Linked DNA regions of Homo sapiens: all the other regions are linked to region 6. The links are chromatin loops, found by intact Hi-C in ENCODE. Cell type or tissue: endothelial cell of umbilical vein. All regions are shown on one strand. Region 1 overlaps ADAMTS18 (ADAM metallopeptidase with thrombospondin type 1 motif 18). Region 2 has its middle 62 kb from the start of NUDT7. Region 3 holds the start of LOC124903727 (a long non-coding RNA gene). Region 4 overlaps ADAMTS18 (ADAM metallopeptidase with thrombospondin type 1 motif 18). Region 5 has its middle 47 kb from the start of NUDT7. Region 6 has its middle 6.8 kb from the start of LINC02131. Region 7 overlaps LOC105376775 (a long non-coding RNA gene).

Region 1 (4,000 bases), 180 kb before region 6:
ACTCTCAAATACATAGTAGATGGAGTAGTTAACAGTGCTGGACTGTTTTGTCTGTTCTGTTTGTGTAATGAAAGGATATAACTTCCCTAAACCCAAACCACGTCATTCTGTCCATCTTGTTTTCTAATGTATTTCTCACAGAGTGCACTCTGTGATCCTTTGCGTCTAAGGTGACTGATTCTATGCTAGGCTCTGAAGCTGCAAAGATGAGAATAATCACTCTCTATCCTCAAGAAGTTCCTTATCTACTAGGAAGATGGCCAAGTAAACTGGTAACTGCAGTGCAGCATGATGACAAAGATAAGCCCCAAGAGCTCAAAGCATGAATCCTTAACACAGTCTGGGAGTATCACAGAAGAATTTTTGCTGAAAAGGATGTTTGAACAGTGTCTTAATTAACAAGGCCAGAGCCCCCAGAGCGGGGGAATGTTTTTAGCACTGCTGTTAATTACCTTAGCCACTGGTGAGGAAAAAATTCAGAGTGATTTTGGGCAGATCAGCTCTGACTAAAGGTGACATTAAAATCCAGACAAAGGGAGCATTTGTCTTGAAGCAGCACTTGGCCACCCCTGGGCTGGGACTGGGAGAGAAAATGTGGACTCCTCAGACACATGTTGACAGCTAAGTGGATCCAAATTCATGTCCAGACAGGGAGCTCATGGTCAACTGCATTCAAAATTTTTCAATCCTGAATGAAAATCAAACTGAAACAGCAGAATCCTTTTCAATACCTCGAGCACCTTTCCATCCCACTTGGGAGAACAGCTTGCAATGTCCAATCCTGCATCCAATTCAGCTCTCATTTTGATCATCAATAGGACAGATTTATTGTAATGCTTTGAATGAGCAGATGGCCTGTAGTCAAGTTTCAACTCAATTTGATGTTGAGGACATAAACCTTAGGAAATGATCCCTTCCTGTGTGTTCTTAATTTCAACTTTTCCTAAGTGAGAAAGCAGTATTAAGCCTACAAAAGTTATTCCTCTGCTTTAATAGATGGGAGATCTTGAGTGATTAACCTCTTGTATTGTCTGCCAGGACTTTCCTAACAAAATACCATACACCATGTGGCTTATACAACAGAAAGTTATTTTCTTACAGTTCTGGAGGCTAAAAAGTCTAATATCGAAGCTCTGGCCACTATGGTTCCTGATGAGGGCTGACTTCCTAGGTTACAGATGGTCACCTTTTCACTGTTTCCTCACATGGTAGAGAAGGAGATCTCTGGTATCTCTCCCTCTTCTTATAAAGACACACTGGTCCTATCAGATTAGAGCCCCTTCTTTATGACCTCATTTAACCTTCACTACACTCTCACAGATCCTACTTCCAAATATATCAGGGTTGGAAGATGAGAAAGTGACGATCTAATAATCTATGTAAGAAAATGAAAGAAATATTAAACCCAAAGCAAGCAGTAGAAAAAAAATCCACATTTTTCAATTCACTTTATGAAGGTAGTCTAACTTTGATACCCAAACCTGACAAGGGTACAACAGTAAAATTACAGACCAAATTTTCTCACAAACATACAGATGTGAAATCTTAAAAATTTACAAATGAAATCTAGCAATGACTAAAAGTGACACTACATCATAACCAAGTAAGTTTTATACCAGAAAGCCAAAGCTGGCTTAACATTTGGAAAACCAATCCATTTACTGAGGAAAAAAAGAGAAAAATCATATGGTCAAAATAGATGCTGAAAATATAATGTATAGGTATAAATTATTAGAGAATTACAAATAAAAGGTGTTATCATCAATCTGATAGAGGGTATCTCAAAAGAAACCCACAGTTAACATCATGTATAATAGTGAAATAAAATCTTGCCCTCCAAGATCACGATTGAAACAAAGATGCTTGCTTTTATCACTTGTAATTATCACCACACTTGAGGTCCTTGACACTACAATAAACAATAAATAAATAAACAAATAAATCCATGAAGATTGGGGGAAGGGGAGGACTGTCATTATTCATAGGAAACATGATTGTATATTAAGAAAACTGAAAAGAATTTATAACATTACCAGGTATATACCCAAAGGAAAATAAATCATTCTACCAAAAAGACACACGCACTCATATGTTCATCACGGCACTATACACAATAGCAAAGACGCAGAATCAACCTAAAAGCCCATCAATAGTGAACTGGACAAATAAAATTTTGTACATACACACACAGCCATAAAAAAGAATATCATTTTTTTTGCAGCAACATGAATGCAACTGGACACCATTATCCTAAGCAAATTAACAAAGAAACAGAAAGCCAAATACTGCATGTTCTCACAAGGGGGAGCTAAACATTGGGTATATATGGATATAAAGTAGGAAAATTAGACACTGGGGATTACTAGAAGGGAGAGGAAGGGAGAAGAGAAAGGGCTGAAAAACTACCTATTGGGTACTCTGCTCACTACCTGGGTGACAGGATTATTCATACCCCAGACCTCAACATCATGCAAAACACTCATGTAACAAACCTGCACATATATACCTCCTGAATCTAAATAAAAATTGAAGAGAAAGGAATTTATAAGTAAACTTCTACAATTGATAAGTGAGAGTGTTCTTAATAAGAGTCTATATACAAAAATCAACTTTATTTATACCTATCTGTAGCAGAAAATTAGAAAATAAATACAATTATTCCATTTTAAATAGCATAAAAATATCAAACAGGCACGAATAACAATCTAAGAATGAGCAAGATCTCTATAATGAAAACTACAAAACACCACTGAAAAGAATTTAAGACTTAACCAAATTAGATGTACCATGTTCATAGACGGAAAAGCAATAACATAAATATTAGCCTGTAAATTCAATGCAGTCCAAATAAATACCCCAGCAGAATTTTGGTAGAAATTGGCAAACTAACGCTAAAATGCAAAGAACACAATATAGTCACGACAATCCAAAAGTACAAAGATGAGGGACTTATACTCCTAAATACGTGTAAGACATGTTACAAAGCTACCATAATTAATAAGGTGTGGTATTAGAATAAAGACTTTTTTAAAAAGTGAAATAAAATACAGAACTCAGAAACAAACCAACACATACACAATCACCTATGACAAGTATCAGCTAGCAATGTAGTGTGCCTGTAGTGTCTTTCTGATAAAATGCTGTATCAGGTGAATTTCCAATTGGGAGAAAATGGTAGCTAGACCTGCATTTCCTATCATCCAAAAACTCAATTCCAAGCAGATTATAAACTAAATGTAAAGGCAAATAAATATAACTTATAGAATTTTACATTGGAAAATATTTTCATGATCTTGGATGTAAGAAAGCATTTTAATACAGGAAGCCAGAGACTGATAAATTGCGAGAAATTAAAATTTAAAAAGTGATTCATTATTAAAAAGCCATTAAAAGGATAAAAAGGCATACCAGGATGTACAAGAAAATACTATTATCCAAAGAGATGCCATACCCAGAAAAATCTAATAGAAAAATGGCAAAAAACTTAGGGAGATATTTGACAAAAGAGGATATCTAAATGTCCAGTAAATGTGAAAAATTTGCTCAACTTCTTTAGTCATCAGAGAGACACAGATTTACTATATGATATACCAAGCATACTCTAGATTAAACTTTAAAAACACAAAAATACCAAGTACTGGCAAAGATGAGGAACATGTGGAACTTGTGTGGAGAGTTTGTGGGAATGTAAATTGGTAGAACCACTTCAGAAAACTGACATTTTCTACCGAAGCTGAATTTGCACATGCTAGATGACCGAGAAATTCCATTTCTAGATAAATATAGCCAACAGAAATGAGTACATTTGAACCATAAGACCTGCAAAAAGAATAGTCACAACAGCATTATTTGTAATATCCCCAAACCAGAAACAACCCAAATGTCTGTCAACAAAAAAATAGATAAATAGTGGTTTATTCATGAGGTGAGATACTTTGAAGAAACGAGAATAAACTACAGCTACATATAACAATATGGATGGATATTATGAACATACTGT
Region 2 (4,000 bases), 76 kb after region 6:
GAGCCACCGCACCCAGCCAGAAGCATTATTAATGTTCAGGCAACAGCAAATGATATTTTAGAGTAATGGCAGCACCATGTAGGATGAAAACCAGGGAACAGACTGCAAAAATTGCAAGGCTTAGTGGCAAACAGAATGTTGAGTGATGGGGGAGATGAAATGAGGAGCAGACTTTGTCCAAATTCTTCCTAAGCAATCTTAGTGAACAGACCTTAGTTTGTTCACCCCAGAGGGTCAACAAAACTAGCTCAAATATCTTTATTTGGAGATGCTAAAACAAAGAGAGAAATACAGACCGCTAGCCAGGTAACAGGATGCTTCTGAATTCTAGTTTATCTGTTATTTTTGACAACGCAGTTTTGGGGTTAGATCTGCAGCTTCCTTCTTCTTGAAGGACTTGAGCAGCTTCTCACCTCTGGGGCAGCAGAGGAAGAGCTTTCTGGCAGGTGATGCTTTCATCTCTTTGAGTTAAAGCTGTGTTCACCCAAGTGTTAGAGGAGTTCCACTGGTGGTACGTTAGGTGTTTTTGGGTGGATCACAGATTGGCTGGCTATGCAGACATTAAGTAACTCTGAATGACACAGAAAGAAAAAGCTGTGTGAAGATGCCTGTCTTCCCTTTGCCTTCCGCCATGATTGTAAGTTTCTGGAGGCCTCCCCAGCCATACAGAACTGTGAGTCAAAACTCTTTCCTTTAAACTTTACCCACTCTTGGGTATTCTTCCTTTCTTTCTTTCTTTCTCTTTCTTTCTTTTTTTTCTTTCTCTTTCTTTCTCTCTCTCTCTCTTTCTCTCTCTCCCTTCCTTCCTTCTTTTCTTTTCTTTCTTTCTTTTTTTTCTGACAGCATCTTGCTCTGTTGCCTAGGCTGGCGTGCAGTTGTGCAATCTCAGCTCACTGCAACCTCTGCCTCCTGGGTTCGAGCGATTCTCCTGCCTGAGCCTCCTGAGCAGCTGAGATTACAGACGCGTGCCACCATGACTGGCTAAGTTTTGTATTTTTAGTAAAGACAGGGTTTCTCGAACTGCTGAACTCAGGTAATCCACCCGCCTGGACCTCCCAAAGTGTTGGGATTACAGGTGTGAGCCACCACGCCCAGCCGGGTATTCTTTATAGCAGTGTGAAAATGGACTAATACACTAAGTTAGTAGGACTCTGTCCCTAGCTCTGTATCTCTCAGCCTTTCAGGCGTCTTGATTATTTTGTTGAAGGGGAAAAAATGAAAAAAAATCATGTGGGAACTAAAACATCTTTTACACCTCTTTCTAGTACTTGCTAATTCCCTTGTTTACTAGGGAGCAGATCTCAGTTTCAAAACCTTGAGGAGGGCACAGTCTCTAGCTAGAGTTTAGTAATATGGTTGTGTCTTTGTTGAATTTATTTTTACACATGCTTTCTATTTATGGCAAACGGAACTTGTTTTCCCAATTATAATAGCTATATGCCTCTTTTGAAAATAACTTATTTTATCCTAAGTAAAATGACTCTGTTTAAAGGAAACTAAAGAAACGTGGCACACAGCCATGGCAGAAATTGAGAAAAGTGTCTACAAATGATGGCTGTCTAGGGCCACTGCTTCCAAAACATTATTCCTTGATGGTTAAACCTCTGGCACTATGGCAAACATCATCTTAGGAGGTTTAGCACTGAGAACATCATTCCAATTATACATTGTAGCTAAAAGCCTACAGTGAGTAAAGGTGCCCTCTCTCTGGATAGCATATGCTTCTTGGCACACTTGTCCTACCCCAGGAAGAATCTCTCAGCACTGCTGGGTGTCTGCCCCTAACCTGTACTGAGAACAACCCTGCTGTGTATGCAGCATTCTTGTGGGAGCCTAGTGCGATCTCCTCAACAATGCCTAAACAATCCAGGAGTTTGTTTCACTCATTGTGAATAAACACGCACAGCCGCGATCTTTGGAGATGTTCAGGCTCTTGCTCCCAGACGCCCACCCTTTGGCTGCCCATGGGATGGAAGCATCAGCTCTTCCCAGACGCCCGCCACTCTTCTGCTGAACATTCATTCACACGTGCCTCAGGAAAATCTTCGGACACGCACATCAAGCCATCTGGCATGGGAGTGTTTAATTTTGAGAGTGATCTTTTGTTTATTGAGAAGCAGACTCTTCAAGGGGAAAAAAAAATCACTTCTGGCTGACGAGAAGAGTTCCAACGCTACTAAACTTCTCCCCCTAGTGGACTTTTCAATGAGGCTTGCAAATCACTCTGAACCAGGAGTCCAAAGACCATTGTCATCGGGGCTTGTAGCTTTTGAATTTTACAAAAATGGCATTAAAAAACAAAAAAAATCATTAACCATGTGCATTCCCCTGCCGTGTGTGTGTGTGTGTGTGTCTGTGTATGTGTGTGTCTGTGTTTACTATATAACACCAACTACATGACATTCAGGAAAAGGCAAAACTATGGAGACAGTAAAAACAACAACAACAAAAATCAGTGATTGCCAGGGGCTGAGGGGGAGGGAGGGATGAATAGAGAATTTTTTTAAAAAGATAATTTTTTTGGCCGGGCGCGGTGGCTCACGCCTGCAATCCCAGCAATTTGGGAGGCCGAGGCAGGCAGATCACAAAGTCAGGAGATGGAGACCATCCTGGCTAACACGGTGAAACCCCGTCGCTACTAAAAATACAAAAAAATTAGCCAGGCGTGGTGGCGGGCGCCTGTAGTCCCAGCTACTCGGGAGGCTGAGGCAGGAGAATGGTGTGAACCTGGGAAGCGGAGCTTGCAATGAGCCTAGATCGCACCACTGCACTCCAGCCTGCATGACAGAGCAAGATTCCGTCTCAAAAAATAAATAAATAAAAAATAATAAAATAAATAAATAATGATTTTTTTTACAGAAGTCTTAGGTTTACAGTACAATGGATAGGGAGGTAGAGACATATCCATATACTTCTGACATACATATGGCCTCTCCCATTATCAATGTCCCACACTAGAATGGTATATTTGTTATAACTGATGAATCTACAATGGCACACCATTATCATCTAAAGTCACAGTTTACATCAGGGTTCACTCTTTATGTCCATTCTATGACTTTGGACAAATACATAATCACACGTGTCTATCACTTGCATCATACAGAGTAATTTCGCTTCCCTGAAAATCTTTTGTGCTCCACCTGTCCATCCTTCCCTCCCACTTAATCCCTGGTGATCCCTGATCTTTTTACTCTCTCCATAGTTTTGGCCTTTCCAGAATGTCATATAGTTGGAATTTTATAGGATCTAACCTTTTCAGATTGGCTTCTTTCACTTACTAATATGCATTTAAGTTTCTGCCATATCTTTTCATGGCTTGATAGCTCATTTGTTTTCAGTGCTAAACAATATTCCATTGTCTGAATGTATACAGTTTATCCACAAACTATTCATATTTACCTTACTATATCCTATTAAAAGATATCTTGGTTGCTTCCAAGTATGGGCGATTGTGAGTAAAGCTGCTATAAGTATATCTGTGTGCAGATTTTTGTATAGACATAGGCTTTCTGAGTGTGGTCTCAGGTCAGTAGCATCAGCATCACCTGGGAGCTTGTTATAAATGCAGAACCTCAGGCCCACCAGATCTGCTGATTTAGAATCTGCATTTCAACAAGGTCTGTGGGTGATTTATGTTAAAGGTTGAGATGTGCTAATGTAGAATACCTAGTTATGGAAAGTAAAAAGTTCTCTTCAAAGTTTCCATTCTTGTTAAAGGATAATAATAATAAATATTAGAAATAATAGTTTCTTTTAAAGACTTTCTTGAAAGCCTTCTTGCTTTTTGCTAATAACTCTTTGTTAAGCCTTATCCTATGCAGCTGTTAGACATAAGGGAATAAGTACATTCTATGTCCTTGTACTTTAACCAAGATACTTGTGGTAGACATGCTCACAGGCACGTAGTACATTCTATGTCCTTGTACTTTAACCAATATATTTGTGCTAGGCATGTTCACAGGCAAGTTCCAGCTCACAGCCTATGCCCCTTCCTTAT
Region 3 (4,000 bases), 300 kb before region 6:
GGAATTACCTTCTTTAATACTCAAAACAGTCTTTCGAAGTAAGCATTATTTCCCAGTTTTATGAATGCTCAGAAAGTTCAAAACTTGCTCAAAGCTCCATAGCTAGCTCCATAGCTACTGAGTGTCAAGTCAGTGTGGATTCAACTCTATTTTTATGATTTTAGGGTCCTTGCTCCTTCCACTGTACAATGCTGCCTGCCCCCATCTGAAGATGTGGGATTCCATGAGGAGCAGCTTATTAGTATTGAGTGCCTGCTCATCCTTAACTTAATATGACTAGTCTGCAGCCCAGGTAGCTTCCAGACACGTAAACACCCAGTTTCAATGCAGTGTGACACAAGTCTCTGGGTGGTATGACTGCTTTAGGGCCTTCTCTCTTTTCTGAAGAGAATTTTATGTATAATATGTACAGTGCAACCATAAGGATGGCTTCCCCAAGGTGGAGATCCAACCAAGATACCCAGATAAGGCATCACACACTGATGATGATATACAATGACTGCCCCTAGACTGGCACTCAGTATGGGCAGGGATCTGGGGGACAACAAAGCTGTTTGGTGACACTGGATGACAGGAGGATGCAGCCATGGGCAGAATGGTCTTCTCTAGGGTCTAGTTTAAGTGACTACAATGGGTAGAAACTTCTACCCAAGTGGAAGCTCCATAAGGGGAGGAAACTCTCACAGTGCCTAGCAGAGTACCGTACCTGGTCCACAGTGGGGGGCTCAGAGAAGAGGCAAAGAACGGAATCTTCTTCCGTCACCATGCGCCTCCTTACTGCTCACTAATGTTTTCTGAAAACTCACAGCCAGAAAATACACTCAAACGACATTCATAGTAGTCACCCTGCCAAGCATGTAATCATCCCTATACTTGGGATGGGAATGGGAGAAAATCCTCAACTTAGTAAACTGTAGGCCACATTTTTGGGTCAGAACAAACACGTGGGCTCGTATCCTTTATTCTTCCAAAAGCCACCTGACTCAGCCATGAGGCACAGAGAGAAACTCCTCTTTTTGAGACAGGGTCTCAAAAAAAGCCCAGGCTGGAGTGCAGTGGTGCAATCTCGGGTCACTGCAACCTTCACCTCCTGGGTTCAAGAGATCCTCCCACCTCCCCAGTAGCTAGGCCTACGGGCACCTGCCACCACACCCAGCTAGTTTTTATATTCTTAGTAGAGACGGGGTTTCACCATATTAGCCAGGCTGGTCTCAAACTCCGGACCTCAGGTGATCCACCCGCCTCAGCCTCCCAAAGTGTTGGGATTACAGGTGTGAGCCACAGCACTCAGCCAAGCTCCTCTTTTAATAAGCCATTTCTCATATGCACCCTATGACTCCCCTCATTCCAGCACCACAGGTAGAACTGACCATCACTGTAACACTGTGAATATTCCACCACTTATTTGTTGTTGTAGCTTTCTTTTAAGAACAGGACCTTTTAAGAATAGGACCCAGCTGTATTCTTTCATCCCTAGAAGAGTGCTGGAGGTATATAAGGTGCTTGGTGACTTGGCTTTGAACAAGATCGAGGACCTCACAGCACTTTTCACATGATCTTTCATGTAGCCCTACACTCATGCATTTATTCATTTAAGACTTATTGAGTACCTGTTGCGTGCCCATTGTGGTATTAGGTGCTGGGTGAGCCAAAAATAACAAGACAAATGGCCTCCTTGGACCATACGTGCATGTTGACTTTCCCCATCCTTCCAGGAGATACTGTTGGGCAATTTCATAATTGGTCATTGTCGTTGGGGGTGCTGGTGGCCTTCTAGGCTGAATCTTTCTTTGGTAATTAAGGGTGGAAATGAGAAATCACTGATAGTCTGGAAGAACATGACCGCTTGCTCATTTCTTCCCTATGTAGTATCCCAGCATGGACTAGGATGATCTGGCTCTGAGTAACTGCTACAGAGCTATTTTTTTTTTGGTCTTGTGCAAGATTCTTTAGCACGAGGCAAGCAGATTAGGCTGAAAGATATTTCCTGGCATTTGTCAGATTACTTCAAATAGTGAAGAATGGTACAGTTTACTCAGACTTTCCATTTTCCTATCAGTACTCACTGCACTTCCCTTGAACTAACTTTAAGAAAACATTTAGGTATAGTCCTAGGGCAATACATATTCACTGATGACTATTACTTTTGATTTCTGAATTTTTTATATCTTCAACAAACATGAACATCTTTATATATGGATTATAGTTGTCTCCTCCATTAAAATATGAGCTCCTTGAGGGCTATTGTTGTTCACCTTTATGTTCCCATTTTCAAATTAATAATGGTTAAAAAGCATTATTGTAGCAATTAAATATTCCCTTCAGACCCATGCAAACAAGATCACTAGGATAGGCTGGGCATGTGGCTTGTGACAGTAAACCCAGAACTTGAGGCCAGGAGTTCGAGATCAGCCTGGCCAACATGGTGAAACCCTGTCTCTACTAAAAATTCAAAAATTAGCCAGGCGTGGTGGTGCACACCTATAATCCCAGCTACTCAGGAGGCTGAGGCAGGAGAATGGCATGAACCCGGGAGGCAGAGGTTACAGTGAGCTGTGTACTCCCACCTGCATGACAGACTGAGACTGTCTGAAAAAGATTATTTGGACAGCAACTTCCCCAGAGTGGTGCCTTATACAACTCCAGGGAGCACTGTCACATAGACTTCGGGTGAATGGCTTACCCTAGAGTTGTACAATGTCACAGGCTGCACTACTAACAAAGTAGCCTTTGAAAAAATTATCTAAAGACTAGTAAAGTTGACTGGAGCATGGTGCCTTTTTACCTCTCTTTTCAGGAGCTGGACAGAAGTTTGTATTACAGGCTCGTAGCACCGGAGGTTTCTGATGGAGCAGACAACTTGAGGAAGGCCGGCCTTGCTGAACACAGTGGACTGACCGGGTCTGGACCCCTCCCCCACAGGTGACTGTGCACTGCAGCAGAGAGAAGAGGAAGGAGTCAGAAACACTCTACTGAGGTCAGTGACATCAAACAGAAGGAATTCCCATGCTTCATGACATTAACAAGATGCCTGCTGATGAAACAGATTGGCTGGAGCCAGGCACATGTGCTTACAGTCCACAGCATCTATCCTAACAAGTGTGATCCCTTTGATCTGATTAGAAGGGTTTTAGGCAAATGCTATCTATCTAGCCCAAGAGTGTGTGTCTCCCAGTTAAGTGACTCACTCATAAAGAAGAGAAGCTCCAGAAATACAGAAGCTGCTCTAAGAATGCAGAAACAAATACAGACACACCTAGGGAGTTAATCACAGGATTTAAAGAATTCCAGACAATCTGTGCAGCTGCAGTAGTGGAGGACATAGTTCAAAACTGGGACAGAAAAAGAAATGGTCAGAGACAGCTCTGGAATTAGGTCCTCGGTGCCCAGCCACATTCTGAGTTGGCATGACAGAGTTGGTGCTTCTTAGGAGTCGCTGATTTCAGTGTGCAATTAAAAATTTTCAAAAGTAGACAACTCAACTGTCTTTCTTCCAGACAGCCATATGAAAAATTTATAAAGATACTTCATAACAAAAGGAAAACCAGGGAAAAATGTAGCCCTTTAAATGGATTTTTCTTATTTTAAAAAGTTACTACATTAATTTTTCTTAAATGTACATATGCATTATAATTGACTGTAGTTTCTGTCTCAATTAAAATTTAAGGGCAAGTCTTGTTATCAAATTATCTAAACTAGGAGTTTGTAAACTTTTCCTTTAAAGGGGAAGATAGATAGTAAATATTTCAGGCTGTATAGGCATACGGCCTCTGTTGCAAGTACTCCTCACTGCCGTTGTAGCACTAAAGCAGCTGTGGTCAATATATTAAGCAAATGAACATGGCTACATTCCAGTTAAACTTTATAAAAACAGGCAGGTATTGGGGGAGCAGATTTGGCTGGGTGGCAACTGTTTGCTGACCCCTTAATCTAAATAAACTTATTAGAGTCAATTTTAAAAAGAAATCCCCAGCAATATGTGTAACACCTAGCACAATGC
Region 4 (4,000 bases), 280 kb before region 6:
ATCTTCTATTACTTTTTAAAGTATTGCGTCTACCTTTGAATCACTTTCCATTAGCAGTATTCACAGTGAGCTTTCATCATCTCATAACAACAATGAAGGCATACAAGTACAAAACTAAACAAAAAGACACTTCCAAATGACTTACTAAGCCGGGCAGGAGAAAGCGTTGCAGATTTTGGGCTCAGTTACTGGCTTGGTTTTTGCACTGCAGAATGAGGAATTGACTTGAGTATTTTGATCTCGCAAGCAAATGGCCTTTACATTTATGTAACCTGGTAAGACATCAGAAGTGACAAAGTGAAAATTACAGATTATTATTTCAATTTGGTTCTAAGTTTAGCTTCTGATTTACCAGCATTGTGATATTTTATTTCAGATATGGAATCCAAATATTTTGTGGAACGCTTCCTTTTGATGAAATTTGCAACTAATTTGAATTCCATTCCCCTCCCTAAAATAATATATTTTATATTTTAATAATTGTAACATGTAGATTATTGGTTTTCAAGACTGATGTGGATACTAGAACCATAAATTGATAAATACAACCTTTTGAAAACAGAATGACTATAAAGGGTAACATCCCAGGCAAACTTTATTATCAGATTAATGTTCTTCAAAGAAAAACCATTCGTGAGTTATATATGGAAACCCTAAGATTTTGCCTTAACATGAAATATCTCATACTTCTTAAGAGCATGGGGCACATAAAAGCAAAGAGTAGAACTCACTAAATATGTATTAAAACCTATCAGCCAGGGCTCTGCTTTTGCTTTTTTTTTTTTTTTTTTTTTTTTTTGAGATGGAGTCTCATTCTGTCGCCCAGGCTGGAGTGCAGTGGCGTGATCTTGGCTCACTGCAACCTCTGCCTCCCGGGTTCAAGCGATTCTCCTGCCTCAGCCTCCCAGATACCTGGGATTACAGGTGTGTGACACCATACCCAGCTAATTTTTGTATTTTTAGTAGAGACGGCCATGTTAGTCAGGCTGGTCTTGAACTCCTGACCTCAGTGATTCACCGGCCTCAGCCCCCAAAGTGCTGGTATTATAGTCATGAGCCACTGCACCCGGCCTCTGCTTTTGCTTCCTTAGTGGCATCCCACTGCCTTGCTTTCAACATTAATTTCAGGACTTCTTATCAGGGGCATATATTTTTTTAAAAATGTGTGAATAATTGTATTTTTTAGTTCCCCAAATAGAGATGCTGCCTCCCCTTTGAATTGTGTTTTTTATTTACATTGGAACTTTGTCTTCAAATATAATCTGAGAAAGAATAAGTCACTCCTGCTATAATGATTAGCAGTTAGTCCAGCTCCTGGGGCTGAAGCAGGTTTGCTTTCAGGAGGCACTTACGAAAACCACATCAAGGCCGGGCACGATGGCTCACACTGATAATCCCAGCACTTTGGGAGGTCAAGGAAGGCGGACTGCTTGAGGCCAGGAGTTTGACACCAGCCTGGGCAACATGGCAAAACCCCATCTCTATAAAAAAGAAAAAAACGGGCCAGGCATAGTGGCAGGCACCTGCAGTCCAAGCTACTTAGGACGGTGAGGTAGGAGGATGGCTTGAGCCCCAGAGGTCGAGGCAGCAGTGAGCCGTAATTGTGCTACTGCATTCCAGCCTGGGTGACAGAGTGAGATCCTATCTCAAGAAAAAATAACAAAAACAAAAAATCAACATTCCTTGAAGTTAACCGTTGACTTTAATAGGACTTATTCATCTGAATTCTTTTTCTCTTGGACACAGGACACACCAGGGTCTGTGAGTCATGCGAAGGGGTTGCTAAGGCAGGGCAAGGCGAGAATTTCACAACTGGCTTCCTCTGCATCCTCCTCTTGGCTGGATTTAGATTCTGTAAGTGGAAAGCAAATCAAACTTCTCTCCTTCCCAAGGCACTGTGCTCTCCCTGGAATACCAGAAAGCTATTGGAAATGTTCTCAAGAAACACTGGATATGAGAAAGACCTCATAATCTGTGACTAAATGAAACAGTGTGAAGAGATGTCTATAACATGATTTCAGTACAGAGGGATACAAAATGATACTCACGGTATGTGAGTCTGTCAAACACATGTTTGCTTACATGTGCCTAGGGAAACAAATGATATAGATCAAAATATTAACATTGGCTATTGCCTGTTTACAAATTATGGGGATTACCTTTCTTCTTAATAGCCCATTGCTTTTAAAATGGGTATTACTAGAAAATGTATTACCTTTTAATTATTTTATATATGTATCCTAAAAAAGTATTTTTTCATACTTTGTTAATTAGCATGGACCTACAGATAGGCCTTTCAGACATAAGAATTTCTTCATTTTCTGTATCTTTGCTCTGTCTCTGATTCTAAGCCTTATTATGCTTAGTGGGATGGAACCAGTAGGAAGTCTCACTGTCACCAGGTGCTCTGAATAATAGGAAATGAGAGACCAACATTCATGCTGTGGTTTCAGGAACTTATTTTGGGCACTTGTTCTTCCTCCCAAATGAGCAAGTGTGACAATGGTTTAACCCCCAAATATGTGACATTGTTCACATCTAAATAAAACGCCTTCCTTCTACTCACCCAGTAGATGGTTGCTGTTGTTCCTTCCTTGCAAGGGTTGTCTCAGATTTAATCCATTCCTCTAGTGAGAGAACCTTTGCTGACCTTACCCCTGAGGGGATATCCATGTTTCAGATAGACATCTTAAGTTTGCCATGTATGCGTCCTCACTTGCCTTGACCCTAGCTTTTATAACTTCCAAATGGAAGGTTAATAATGACAGAAAAGCCAAGACTGGCGGAAACTAAAAGCTGAAAATTAAACATATATATATAATATAAATATGCTTCTATTTGTAAATAATTCAATATATTTTATATGTTTTTCCCATAAGTTTTAGATGTGTAACTTTTGAGCCTTGGTTGTGGTTGATTTGAGCTTTGTGAGAGTTGATTCCTTACCACATAGGAAAACCCTTAACTAATGCCATAATATTTGCTTTTATGGTGATGGTTCTCATAAAAGACAGTTCTTGGGTGGCTTATTTAAACCATATTATGTTAAAGACGCCTGGAGTGAAAGAACCTGTTTTAAGAGAGACAGACTTTGGAGACAGAATGAGAAAATCATCTACCTCCACCACAGGAGACGGAGCACTCTGACTGCACGATACTCCAGGTATAGGCAGGTCTTTTTGTGGCTGGTGGAGTTCCATTCATGACCTTGGGAAGTGCATACTTCCAAGCTATCCCTGGATTTTTGCCTTGCATCAGAATCTGGACAGTGTAAGATAAAAATCAGAGATCAAGATACAGGTCAGACCCTGGAATTCCAGAAATCTTACTGAACATTTTAAAGATATTTACATGACATTTTGACCTTAACATTGGTATACTTCATTGTTCCCAAGTATGTTTTATGTTGACTTAAAGCTTTCCCAGGACACTTTAAAATGTGTCCCTTCATGTTATCAAAACTGTGATTTAGGTAGATGCTAAAGAGCAAAACACGATTGACATTTGCCATAAGCCCATAACGTATACACAAACACATACATACACACACACACTCACACACATATATGTATCATAAAGAAGAAAGAAAGGTTATACTGTTGGGTCTAAACCCTAACTTAAAAACCTAGCATGGTGAACACACATAGTCGTACCCTACAGAAAATAGTTAAAACTGAATCTACATATATATATTTTTATGATCTATCCTAGGTCACAATTTACAAGCTCTCTCCTGGGTGCTAGTGGAAGTTGAAACAAGGGAAACACTCCAAAACCCACAGAATACCCCCACTTAGAGTTGCTATCATCAACTTCAGAATCCAAATGTGTTTCCAATATACTTTCCATAGAAAATTTTCCCAAAGAGAATTTGTTAACTGTGTGCTAGGATGAGCAGATAAGAAGAAAAGAAACATGTTCAGAATCAGCAATTGGAATACATGCATTAGAATAGACTTAACCTCCAAAAAGGCAACAACTTAGGATAAATCTGATCCCA
Region 5 (4,000 bases), 92 kb after region 6:
GTGGTGGCTCACGCCTGTAATCCCAGCACTTTGGGAGGCCGAGGCGGGTGGATCATGAGGTCAGGAGATCGAGACCATCCTGGCTAACACAGTGAAACCCCGTCTCTACTAGAAATACAAAAAATTAGCCGGGAGCGGTGGCGGGCTCCTGTAGTCCCAGCTACTTGAGAGGCTGAGGCAGGAGAATGGCGTGAACCCAGGAGGCGGAGCTTGCAGTGAGCCGAGATCGCGCCACTGCACTCCAGCCTGGGCGACAGAGCCAGACGCTGTCTCAAAAAAAAAAAAAAAAGAGTTTGAGGCCGGGCGCGGTGGCTCACACCTGTAATCCCAGCACTTTGGGAGGCCGAGGCAGGCGGATCATGAGGTCAGGAACTCAAGACCGGCCTGACCAACATGGTGAAACCCTGTTACTACTAAAAATACAAATATTAGCCAGGTGTGGTGCCTGTAATCTCAGCTACTCAGGAGGCTAAAGCAGGAGAATCGCTTGAACCCGGGAGGTGGAAGTTGCAGTGAGCTGAGTTTGCACCACTGCACTCCAGCCTGGGCAACAGGGCGAGACTTGGTCTCAAAAAAAAAAAAAAAAAAAAGGTAGTTTGAATTAATGAGATTTAACAAACATTATGCCTAATAGGTAATATAACAAGGGCAATGAAATCACCAATTGTATCTGAAAAAACAACCATAGCTATTTCTTTCTCCTTCCTGTATCTTCCTCCCGCTTCTTTTACTGATAATATTTACGGATCATTTTCCACGTATAAGCCTTGGAGCCAAGTAAATTAAATAAATTAACTCGTTTATTTTTCAGAACAAAACTATGAAATAGATACTACTTGTATCTCCACGCAGAAACATACAGAAACAGAAGCTTAGCGTCAATAAATGGCTTGCCCAAATTCTCATTGCCAGTAAATGCAAAACTCTAACCCTAGTTAATAAAAGCACACATTTTGTATTAGTAAATAATCAAATTAAGCCTTGTTACTCACATGGTTGCCCCTTTAAGGAGTTGGTAGCCTCAATGCTCAGAAAGTTAAGCTCAAATATGTACTTTTAGTTCCATGGATTCCTTGTGTTGTGGTCACAGTCGAAGACTAAACAATTGCAACACGATGACCCACACTGCAGATATTTATCCAAAAACACAAAGGAACTTTTCACCTATCAGCTATCAACACGACTTTAGAGACAGTCAACAGGATTTTCAGTTGGTCAGGCAAGAACTAATCATTGAGGATCTCGTGTGTACATGACACTGTTACTAAATTCTGGGGCTACAGCAGCAAAATAAGGTGAATATGATCCCTGCCCTTATGCAGTCTGTAGCCTTGTAAGAAAGTCTAAGGAATTCAATAAGCAAGATAAACGCTGTGATGGAGAATTACAGGCTTCGTTGTGAAGCTGTCACCCTCTTGACATAATAATGGTTATACTCATAGCTACATTCAGTCCCGGTTTAACTTGATCATCTTTTATAAAACTGACTATGCTTGGCAAATTTTTTTGTCCACAGGGTAGATTCATTGCATGCACTCTTCTGGGACTTGATAAACCAATTTCTAAATGTTCACAGACTTACAAAGTAGAATAGACCAGGACTCCTGCAAAACACCTCTTAGTAATACGGAAAGAGTTTGAGACTTAGTAAAAGAATGACAATTACACGGGTGGCTAAAGGAGTGGCCGCTTCCAATATTCCTCTTGAAAGAAACATTATCACCCCCCACTGCTCGGCCCCCGCTCCTTTAATAAAAGACTACGCTTTCCATCCTGGTACCAGAATTCCAAGAAATCCCTCACACACACCCCAAGGAACCCCAGGATTGCCATTTCTCCTTGCAGGGAGAATCTTTCAGTTTGACATCTGGCTGGCTTTATTGACGGATTTCTCATGCACTTCCCTTTGCTGCAATATGCACACTATCCAGCAGAGGGCAGGATTATACAACACATTCTCCCCGTTAGACCTAAACGAGAGGATGGCACAGACCCACCAGCGTCAGAGGAGGTTAAAAAGCACAGGACACATTTTTGCCTGTGCGCTAAGAGATGACAGCATGAGAAATATTAAATACTTGGAGCTGGGACTCAATATGCCCGAGACCTGGAGTCAGTCTGGTAGTCACTTCAACTGTGGATTGCAATTTTCCCAAATGGATGGTGAAAGTTTTCTATTAGGTTGCAAAAGTAAGTGCAGTTTTCGCCATTAAAAGTAACGGCCCTCAAATCTGATTTCTCCTCTAAATTTCTATAATTCTACATTTTGGCGTATTTGATAAATAACCCTCAAATTTAATAAATGACCCTCAAATCTTATTTAATAAATGACCCTCAAATCTTATTTCTCCTCTAAATTTCTATAGTTCTACATTTTGGCTTATTCTGAAGTAACTCTCCTGAAGTTGTACTCTTTCTAGAATACAAATTGGACCACGTGTCTCCCTGGTTTAAAATCTGGGAGTAGGAATTTAGAATGTGAGATCATTCACACCTAAGGGATCCAAATCTCTCCTTCAAGTCAAGAGCAAAATCTTCCTCCCCAGTTTGGGAGTCAGAGGTTGTGTTGGTTATAGGAGTAATAATAATAATAATAGGACAATATTCGTTGATGTACCAGGCAAGTGCGAAGTGCTTTACGTGAATTAATGCATGAATTCCTCTCACTCACCCAATGAAGTCAATATTCTTACTATCCCTATTTTTAGATGAGGACAAAGAGATCCCTATTGTTAGATGAGGACAAAGACAAGAGATGAAGTGCATTGCCCAAGAGCATGCTGATAGGAAATGGTGCCACTGGGTCTAAACTCCAGAGAATGGGCTCACAGCTGCTCTTATATTGCCTTCAATGACTTTGGAGGTGGGAGAGGAGCTGACCAAAGACAACTACAGGACTTTGAACTAAGACATGTTAATTCATTCACTCATTCACATACTCTCTCAAAGACATACCAAGTGCCTACTATGTCCCAGGTACTTCATTAAGCACTGGAATCCAAAAATTTGTAATGTAGCATCCTGCCTAGTCACATGGGTTTCTGCCATAAAGTTCAGAAGCCTGGGAGTAAGAATAGGGAAGGAAAATTCACTACTGACACAATGTTAAGGTTTTGCTGGGTAGGCACAGTGAAAAGTAGAGTTCAGGGTATGAAAGGTGCTAGGGAGACAGTGGTTCAGGCAACCAACCATGAGGTCCAGCTAAAAACATGAGCACCCTCCTGATCTGCAGCCTGGCCAGTGTGTTATGAATCTGCCCCACTTCCCAGCTTTTTCCCAGCCAATCGTTCTATTTTGCTAACCGGGCTAAATGCCTCAGGCGAAGGACCAGAAATACTGGATTCCATCATAGCACAGATTATGCAACCTAGGGAAACCATTCACCATCTCTGAGCTTGCTTCTCTCATCTATAAAATGAGGCACCATTCAGCTCAATGAGTAGAAAAATATTTATAGAGGAACACAGTGTGACAGGCACGGTGCTTCATGCCAAGAACATAAGAAGATATTTCCTTCCTCAAATAGTTCACATCTGAACACATTCTAGATGTTTCTAAACTATAATTACAAAACAGTGCTTCTATCTCTGATAGAAGATTCTACAGGACACCACAACTACCGTTACTAATAGCCTATGTTTTGTGATACCTAATTTGGGCCAAGCTCTCCATATAAATTATTTTTATAATCCCTCACGATAACCCAGTGGGGCCGGGTGCGGTGGCTCACGCCTGTAATCCCAGCACTTTGGGAGGCTGAGGCGGGCAGATCACCCGAGGTTAGAGTTCAAGACAAGCCTGGCCAACATGGTGAAACCCCGTCACTATAAAAATACAAAAAACGTAGCCAGGCATGGCGGTGGGCGTCTGTAATCCCAGCTACTTGGGAGGCTGAGGCAAGAGAATCCCTTGAACCCGGGAGCCGGAGGTTGCAGTGAGCTGAGACGGTGCCATCGCACTCCAACCTGGACAACAAGAACGAAATTCTGTCTCAAAAACA
Region 6 (4,000 bases):
TGAGAGCAAACGGGTGAAATCATCCTTCCTCAAGTGATGGTGCCAAGGGCATCAACGCCTCTGTGGTATCCCAGGTAATGTGAGTGCTTCCTACAGGGAATGCAGAGCTGATTGGGAAATTGGAAGAGCTGCGTCTGCATGGCATGTAAATACACTAAGGTCTGCTCTTCCCGGGTGTTTTGGGATCCCAACATCACCAGCAGCTGCCTTGGGAAGTTTTCACTCTGGAAATTTATTTAAAATTATTTAAAGCCCATCCCGCCTCCATGATCTTCCTATCATTTTCTGAATGTATGCTTTTCAACACTATGATTGTGGTCTGTCTCCCCAGAAATGTGCTGCCAAACCTCAACCTGGCCAACACTGAAACACCCAAAGGGGTTTCTGAAAGGTAGAGATTGAAGCTTCTAATCCTAGAGGCCACTAGTGACTTGGAAAGTTGACATCCAGCTAGTGTCTCAGATCAAACTCCCCAGCTCATGCACCACCCCACAATGAGGTCTGGATTTGGCTCAAAGTGGGCCAGAGGGTCTTGCTTGCTTCGTATCTATGAACTTTAGTGGGAGTTTGTCATTATTGGCAGCTCACCACCCATTCTCCTTCCTTTTGGGCTTGATTGCTCTTGCATAGGGCAGGCATTGTCTGATGGCAAATCCAGATAACTCCAATCGTAGTTGGGCAGCTGAAGCCAGACAGGGAGAAAGCAGGCTAACTTAAGCAAATTAAGCAGTCCCTCCCGGGATTTTGAATCTTTAGCAAATCACTGCAGGTCAGAAAAGAAATGGGTTAGAATTCATTATATCAGGTATGATTGAGTGACTTGCTAAGTTACTCTAATAGCTGAAGTCTAGCTGCAAAATACTACAAATCACAGGTGTTAGTAAGGATTTAAAACCATCAACATAAAAGTTTCAATGCCAAGAACCTACTACGTGTGGGGGCAGTGTTGATACCCCACCCAGATCCTCCGGAGTATCTTTGTGCTGCATGTGTACAGCCCTGGCTTCTGTGTGTTTTTACTTAAAACAGCCAGCAACAGGAGCTCTTAACAGATTCTGATCTCGGGCAAATGAAGCCAGCCTTGCTCACAAGCATGAGAGGCCACAAGTTCCTTGGAATGTATGTCCCTATGTCCTTCCCCTCCTCCTGGCTCTTAACAAATGACTGCAAGGTGCAGCAGGAGGAAATCCTCATCTCCCCTGCCCCAGATTCTAAGGTGTAGCTTGCCCTCCTAAGTCTTCCTTATGGAATCAGGCTGAAGATCCCCCTGGAGGACTTTGCCCAAACTTGCTATCTCCCTTGGCATCTTCCCCTGTCCTGCCCTGCCTCCCCACTTCTTGCTCTTCCCTGGGAGTCTCTTCTTGTACCTGTATCCTCATTCCAGGGTCTGTTCCTGGGGTCATCTCAGTTTCATTAACTCCAATATTTCATTCACCGCTACAGCAGCATTTTCAAATGTGAAAGCGAGAAAGTGTAGATGGGATGTGTGTGTGTGTGTGTGTGTGTGTGTGTGCCAATATCTATATTGAATATATAGATATAGGCACATATATATACATGTGCCAATATCTCATCCTGTCACCCAGGCTGGACAGGCTGGAGTACAGTGCTGTGAGCCTGACAATATGACCTTGCTATATGCCAATATCTATACTGAATATAGATATATTCTACATATATATGCCAATATAGACTCATTCCTAAAGAGTCAAGGAATAGCTCAAAAAATTAGAGTCTTCCTTCACAAGCATTCCTTAGGGATATGACATCAATGCAAATATCTAAAGGATTTTGTGGCTATTTCTTCTTTTGGACCACTTCTTGGGAATAATGTATTCCACAAGTTTTCTGCAGTGAGACAGTGACCAGTGGAAAGACTGTAGGGGCAGATAACTATGGCTTTGTAATTTGCCTCTGCCATTGACTAGCTCTGTGGTATTAGAATTCCAATATTAAAATGTCTATCCAACTTCCTTTCTGTAACATGGGACAGTCATCACGCCCCTGACAGTTCCTAGTGAGGACCACACATGCAAAGTGCCTATTCAATACCTGGCACACAGTAGGACTCAATGAAATTTATTTTCTGTTCTACATCTTACTCTCTTTTAAAGATACAGACCCAGGATTTACAGTGACTGACGGACACAGGAGGCTGAGAAATAGTCTAATTCAAGAGACTGTTGAAACTCGTTACTTGGTAATCCCCTCGAAGGCAGAAGCTAAATCTTTTAAGTATTCAGTACAGTGCCAAGCGTGCTGGAGTTGCCCAATAAGCATTTAAATAATAATAGTTGCTTAAAGACTAGATTTTGGTCTCAGTTTCCTTGGAGAGGTTGCCACCTTGTGGACAGTGGTTGAAACAGCACACCTCTGACGCCCATGTTATTCCTAGAGTCTATTAAATGATAATAATTTTATTTGCTACCATGTATAGTCCCTGAGAGTCTGCACAAGCAATAATATATTTCCAAGAAGAACAAAGAGCAATTTAGAAGGAAACAATGCAACTTATTTGGTTACTAAAAAAGTCAGTCCTTTTCTTCTTTTTTCCTAAGAGACAGGGTCTCACCCTGTTTCACAGGCTGGAGTGCAGTGGCGCCATCATAGCTCACTGTCACCTACTCAGGCAATCCTCCTGCCTAGGCCACCCAAAGAACTTGGATTACAGGTGCGCCCCACCATGCCTGGCACTAGTGAGTACATTTTCTTTGTCCTAATTCTTAGATTAGAGGCTTCATCTTGTCCATTTTCTGGCCCTGAGAAATAAGGGTAAACATTAGCATTATTTCAAAGCACATTAACCATCTACAAGAATTGTACTCTAAGCTAAGCCAAGCGACAAGACCATACTGAGTTGTTCTCAGTCCACTGGTAGCTGGCGTGGTCAGTAGAAAACCCTATAGAAATGTCTAGTCTCTGCCACTCTGAAACATCAAGCACCCTCCAAGCTTCTGAGATCTAAGACATAAAGTCACCCTTTGGGGAAACACACATGCAACATACAACTGATTTTCCAAATGTTGGATATATTGACAAAACAGAGCAGAAAGGAAATTCTACACGAGAGTGGTGGGAGGGGGTAAACTCCTAGGATCGCATTCAATGATTGATGATAAAATGGAAAGAACACCGCTTTAAAGATCAGATGACTATATGTATGAATCTCTACTGTGTAATCTCGGACACATTTCCAGACTTCCTAAGGCTGAATTTCCTCACCTGTAAAATGGGTTGACAGAGTTTCCTGCATATAACCACCAAACAGCCACTTCTAGTTATGGTTCCCGGGCGTAACCCCCGGACCTGCCCATCATGAGGTGGAGACTTTGAAGCACTCCCAGCATTCGAGAAACCGCCACTGTGCAATGTGCAAGAGCTTGGGCCTCTGTGATTCACGTCATGGTGTCCTGTATTACTCAGCTCATCCTCCCATCTCACCAATCAGCTGTTTTCACAGTGAGTCCATGGAAGTCAGGGGTCAAAGCAGCACTTTAACGAATGCCCACAATTTCCTGAACAGAGTTTTCAAGTAAAGCCAATAACGTAAGAAAAGCGCTACCCACTTCCATCAATTCATTTCTGCCCCTGCTTCCTGAAAGATCCCAATGAGTGATTGTGATCAGCTCCCCGAACCCTTTCAGCTAATTGGCCCCAAAAAAAAAAGAGGTTCGGGAGTGGAATTCGTGTGACGTGGTCCAGTCTTGGCTTTCGCCGTTACTAGCAGTTATTTCCTGCATCGAAAGGGGAAGCTGAAAGGATATTTATGTTGGTGACAAAAGGCCTCAGACTGGTGCTAGGTAAAAGTAAATTGGGGTGGAAGTGAGGATCATCAGGAGAGTTACTGTAAGGGACCTGCACTCATCCCAGAGCAGAACACGTGCCAAGATCCCTTCACTTGTGGATCAGTCTAAGTGTCTTTGTTTCTAGAGAAGGCAAAAGATTCTAGCTGACTCATTTCCCACCTACTGTGCTGTCCTGACTCATTTCCCACCTGGCA
Region 7 (4,000 bases), 84 kb before region 6:
CCCGTTATCTCCTTTCAAACTTTACAGCAGTCCTACAAATAAGGTGGCACTGTCATCATTTTAAAAATGAGAAAGCAGATTTAGAGACATTAAGTAATGTCCCAAAGATCACACAGCTAGAAAGCAGCATTCAAACTCTGACTCAACATCCCAAGATATTTTCTAGACTCTTATCTTTCTTCTGCATGTATCCAACAGGTTCTTTCTGAAAACAGATTCTCTTTCATTCGGTTTACGAGGAAAAATAATCAATTGCCTTAAGAGTTATGAATACATTTTATAAAGGGGTAAAACCAAGGGGCTATCAAAGCACAGAGGAGGAATATTTATCCCCATCTGGAAGATTCTAAAAAGCTTGCCATGGCTGGGGGCGCACACGGCTGGGGGTGCAATGGCTCACGCCTGTAATCCCAGCACTTTGGGAGGCCAAGGTGGTGGATCACTTGTGGTCAGGAGTTCAAGACCAGCCTGACCAACATGGTGAAACGCCATCTCTACTAAAAATACAAAAATTAGCCAGGCGTGGTGGCGTACACCTGTAATTCCAGGTATTTGGGAGACTGGGGCAGGAGAGTCACTTGAAGTTGGGAGGTGGAGGTTGCAGTGAGCCAAGATTACGCACCACTGCACTCCGCCCTGCGTAACAGAGCGAGACCCTGTCTGGAAAGAAAGGGAAGGGAAGGGGAGGGGAGGGGAGGGGAGGAGAGGGGAAGGGAGGGAAGGGTAGGGAGAAAAGAAAGAAAGAAGGAGAGAGAGAGAGAGTCAGAGGCGGGGGAGGAAGGAAGGATGGAAGGACGGACAGGCGGGCAGGCAGGCAGGCTTGCTAGCAGAAAAGATGCAAAGAGAATCATAAAGAACAACATGGACGTAGCCAAGAGTATCCAGAAGACAAGATGTTCCAGACGGTGGTAACACAGGCATGAAATCCTAGCACTGAGAAAGAACACAGTAGGAGTAGTTCAAAGAGGACAAAGCTGTGAGGGTAAGGAGAGGAGGAATGAGAGGTGAGAGGGGAGGTCAGCCAGGACCAGCCAGCCAAGGGGTGCCTGTCGCAGTGCTCAGAGCTCATCCCTTGCTTCAAGGGGCTTAGATGTTCCAACTCTCTCCTATGACCTACTTTGCACATCTACCCCTAGAATTACTCTCCAGTGCTTTGTTGGGATATAAAGGACTCTGTTTCTTTGTGAAGATTGCAGCTGTAGAGTTGACATTTCACACTTTGGCAAGTGGAAATGCTCTCATGGTAGCATTGATCCCTGTGTTTAGCACATCCTTTGGCAAAGGACCTAATGAAGAGAAATTAACAAGTGAGCAGCATTTTATAGAGGACTCAGAACAAGCCACATGCCACCAGATTCTTTCCAGAACCCTGCATGAAAACAGACACCCAGCTCAGCCAACACAGCAGAGGCCAGGGCTCCTGACAGGCTGAGCAGGGACGGAAAATGGGCATGCAGTCTGGGAGGCAGGGGCAACGCTACTAGGATGACTCAAAGCCTGGATTTATGAGGCCAGATCTCTGCTGATCTTGGCACGCCCTCAGAGGCCATCACTTCCCAAGCAGGACGGCTCCTCCACGGTACCTCCCGCACATTACAGTTTCTCATGATGACCAGCAGGCAGGCAGGCTGCCCTTTCCCTCACATTTTAAACATTTCAAATAAGAAATGTTCATTACATTTCAGACTTGAGAAATCAAAATGATCCAGTCTGGCCGTTCTGTTATAAAATGTGTATATAGAACGGCCACTGCGTTGAAGGGAAGACTTGTGGAGTTTTTCCTCCAACCCCTAGTGCTTTGTTCATTGTGGGTATTTGGCAAACAGTGGGAGAAAGGAAGTGAAATTGTATTCCCTACAGTAGCATAAAAAATGTTGTGTCTATCCCTTTTGTTCGCAGCTCCAATCACCACGGATAAAAATATCAGGTGTCCAAAATACCTGTGGATTCATTATTAACCATGTAGAGGGCAAGTTGGGAAAAAGGTTGTCCTAGGGAAGGAGATAATAACACACCTGGAAGTCAAGCCCATACGACAAACATACACACACACAGAGACACACACACAAACACACACTTACAGACTCACACAGAGACACACACAGAAACACACCCATACACACACAGACATGCACACACAGATGCACACAGATACACACACACATAGACACACACACACAAGTTATATATTACTCAAGTATAAGGTTTTTAAGTTACCACAAAGATAACAAATCATTTGTAATATAGTAATGCCCTTGAAACACTCCCTTAACAAAGAAGAGAAGCAGGGGTAGGAATGGTTTTGTCATGCATCCCTGGGGTGGTATCAGGGAGGCGGAGGGCTTGGAACTGACATGTCACTGGCTGTTAGGGACAAAGGTGCTGTGATAACAGGGAGGTCAGAAGGTTCTACTAGAATCCTCTCTTCTCTTTCAAGAAATGAATTTGAGTATTAGGAAAGCTAAATAAACTCAGATCCTTAAAGAAGGGCTAAAGAAGCTGTTAATTTACACAGCATTTCTCTGCCTTCTCCCTAGTTAGGCCAAGCTATGCATATCAATAAATGGTTAACTTCTTTTCCCTTGAGAAATATTTGAGTTGTTCTGTGCCTCCTGATCCATAACCATACTGACAGACGAGAAGTAGCTGTGAAATTGAGTAATTTTATACTGATTTGATTTAATGCAGGAATTAAGAAATACTCGGATATCATATGCTAATAGCCAAGTATTTATATTAAGATGCAACATCAGCCTTCCTCCTCAAGTTCTAAGGCCAAAGTATTTGACCTAGACTTTGCACTTAAATCCACAAAGAAAAACAGGAAATTCAATGGCATTCCCTGTGTTCACCTTTTTTTTAAATTTATTTTATTTTAAGTTCCGGGATACATACGCAGGACGTGCATGTTTGTTGCCTAGGTATACAGATGCCATGGTGGTTTGCTGCACCCATCAATCTGTCATCTAGGTTTCAAGCCCTGCATGCATTAGCTATTTGCCCTGATGCTCTCCCTCCCCACCTCCCTGACAGGCCCCAGTGTGCGTTGTCCCCTCCCCCGTGTCCATGTGTTCTCATTGTTTGACTCCCACTTATGAGTGACAACATGCAGCATTTGGTTTTCAATACCTTTCTAAGCTTAGTCCTATTCTGGGATCCTGACTGATCAAGCTTCAGAGGAAAAGATGGATTGTTTGAGTTTCTACTGTGTGTTCTCAGTCTCTACCAACAACCACACACAATAAAGTGGGTGTAAGCCAGTCTAATTAAAAAAAGTCTAGAAGTTTCTCCAATTAAAAAAAAAAGATAGTCAAGGAGTCATTCCTTTGTTATCATGTAGGACACTCTTTAAGGGGAAGTTATGTTTGGCTGACTCTGGGGGCTCTAACATGTACCCAGCCCTCTCATTTGAAAACACACAGGAAGTTTTAAATTTCAGGGGGTCATAGACCCCTGGGAGACCATCCGTGGACATTCCTCTACAAACAAAGAGCTTCCTAAGCTAATTAACTGTGCATAGAAATCACTCTGAAGTAAGTAAAATTCTTACCTCTAAACAACGTCTACTAAATAGTTTTGTTTCTTATGGAGATGTTCCCATTTTGACAAAGTTACTTAGAAGGCTTGTGCAATTATGTCAACAACATCACCTCTGGGATTTTCATTCCTCATTAATATGTCAAAATGACTATGACTATAGGAGAAGCTTCAGGGGAACTGAAAGGTTACCCTGGGATTTTCCCTGGGTAAACTTGGACAAGACATTTCCCCTTCTCAAGCGGCAGTTTCTTCATCTGTGAAATGAAAGGATTATGCTATATAATCTCTAAAGCTCCTTCTAGCACATGAGATAACTAACACTTACATCTCTGACCCTTCAAGAATTTTGATAGGCCTTCCCTGGAAAGAATTCAACAGCTAAATGTAGATGTTTATGGGAACAGAAGAGCAAGAGTTTCTGCAGACAAAACAAGGATGAACGAAGCCTGCGTTCCGACCA

The links. A loop is a pair of places that touch in the nucleus more often than their neighbours do. Peaks named below come from ENCODE experiments on the same cell type or tissue, not always from the same donor. Only the 100,000 strongest peaks of a DNase experiment are listed, where the experiment ranks them.
Region 1: a loop joins it to region 6, with 11 times the contacts of the local background. A loop is called at or near these places in 6 of 110 quality-filtered maps.
Region 2: a loop joins it to region 6, with 12 times the contacts of the local background. A loop is called at or near these places in 24 of 110 quality-filtered maps.
Region 3: a loop joins it to region 6, with 4 times the contacts of the local background. A loop is called at or near these places in 3 of 110 quality-filtered maps.
Region 4: it touches region 6 in a loop (10-fold over the local background); 4 of 110 quality-filtered maps call a loop at or near these places.
Region 5: a loop joins it to region 6, with 5 times the contacts of the local background. A loop is called at or near these places in 21 of 110 quality-filtered maps.
Region 7: it touches region 6 in a loop (6-fold over the local background); 2 of 110 quality-filtered maps call a loop at or near these places.

Annotation. Positions count from the first base shown.
Region 1 is chr16:77,404,573-77,408,572 of GRCh38, forward strand. The region is part of intron 3 of ADAMTS18 (ADAM metallopeptidase with thrombospondin type 1 motif 18); the gene reads right to left. Among named protein-coding and RNA genes, the nearest start is that of ADAMTS18, 28 kb to the right of the region's middle. In endothelial cell of umbilical vein, CTCF peaks have their summits at 2,295 (motif pointing right) and 2,510; no DNase peak of the experiment used is centred here.
Region 2 is chr16:77,658,426-77,662,425 of GRCh38, forward strand. No RefSeq gene overlaps it. Among named protein-coding and RNA genes, the nearest start is that of NUDT7, 62 kb to the right of the region's middle. In endothelial cell of umbilical vein, a CTCF peak has its summit at 2,181 (motif pointing left); a DNase peak (open chromatin) is centred at 2,136; H3K27ac peaks cover 673 bases.
Region 3 is chr16:77,286,479-77,290,478 of GRCh38, forward strand. ADAMTS18 (ADAM metallopeptidase with thrombospondin type 1 motif 18) reads right to left here. Exons shown (of 23, transcript NM_199355.4): 22 at 2,786-2,933. It overlaps LOC124903727 (a long non-coding RNA gene), which reads left to right and starts at 2,798. Exons shown (of 2, transcript XR_007065122.1): 1 at 2,798-2,977. RefSeq lists an enhancer at 2,595-3,794. In endothelial cell of umbilical vein, no CTCF peak of the experiment used is centred here; DNase peaks (open chromatin) are centred at 1,983 and 2,963; H3K27ac peaks cover 2,750 bases.
Region 4 is chr16:77,297,144-77,301,143 of GRCh38, forward strand. It overlaps ADAMTS18 (ADAM metallopeptidase with thrombospondin type 1 motif 18), which reads right to left. Exons shown (of 23, transcript NM_199355.4): 17 at 3,120-3,261; 18 at 146-272. It overlaps LOC124903727 (a long non-coding RNA gene), which reads left to right. Exons shown (of 2, transcript XR_007065122.1): 2 at 1,747-4,000. Among named protein-coding and RNA genes, the nearest start is that of SYCE1L, 100 kb to the left of the region's middle. In endothelial cell of umbilical vein, no CTCF peak of the experiment used is centred here; DNase peaks (open chromatin) are centred at 1,068 and 1,778; H3K27ac peaks cover 4,000 bases.
Region 5 is chr16:77,673,981-77,677,980 of GRCh38, forward strand. No RefSeq gene overlaps it. Among named protein-coding and RNA genes, the nearest start is that of NUDT7, 47 kb to the right of the region's middle. In endothelial cell of umbilical vein, a CTCF peak has its summit at 1,928 (motif pointing right); a DNase peak (open chromatin) is centred at 1,961.
Region 6 is chr16:77,582,085-77,586,084 of GRCh38, forward strand. No RefSeq gene overlaps it. Among named protein-coding and RNA genes, the nearest start is that of LINC02131, 6.8 kb to the right of the region's middle. In endothelial cell of umbilical vein, a CTCF peak has its summit at 2,347 (motif pointing left); DNase peaks (open chromatin) are centred at 2,337, 3,477 and 3,987; H3K27ac peaks cover 2,201 bases.
Region 7 is chr16:77,498,070-77,502,069 of GRCh38, forward strand. All of the region lies in intron 1 of LOC105376775 (a long non-coding RNA gene), which reads right to left. Among named protein-coding and RNA genes, the nearest start is that of ADAMTS18, 65 kb to the left of the region's middle. RefSeq lists an enhancer at 3,290-3,791. In endothelial cell of umbilical vein, no CTCF peak of the experiment used is centred here; a DNase peak (open chromatin) is centred at 1,552; H3K27ac peaks cover 331 bases.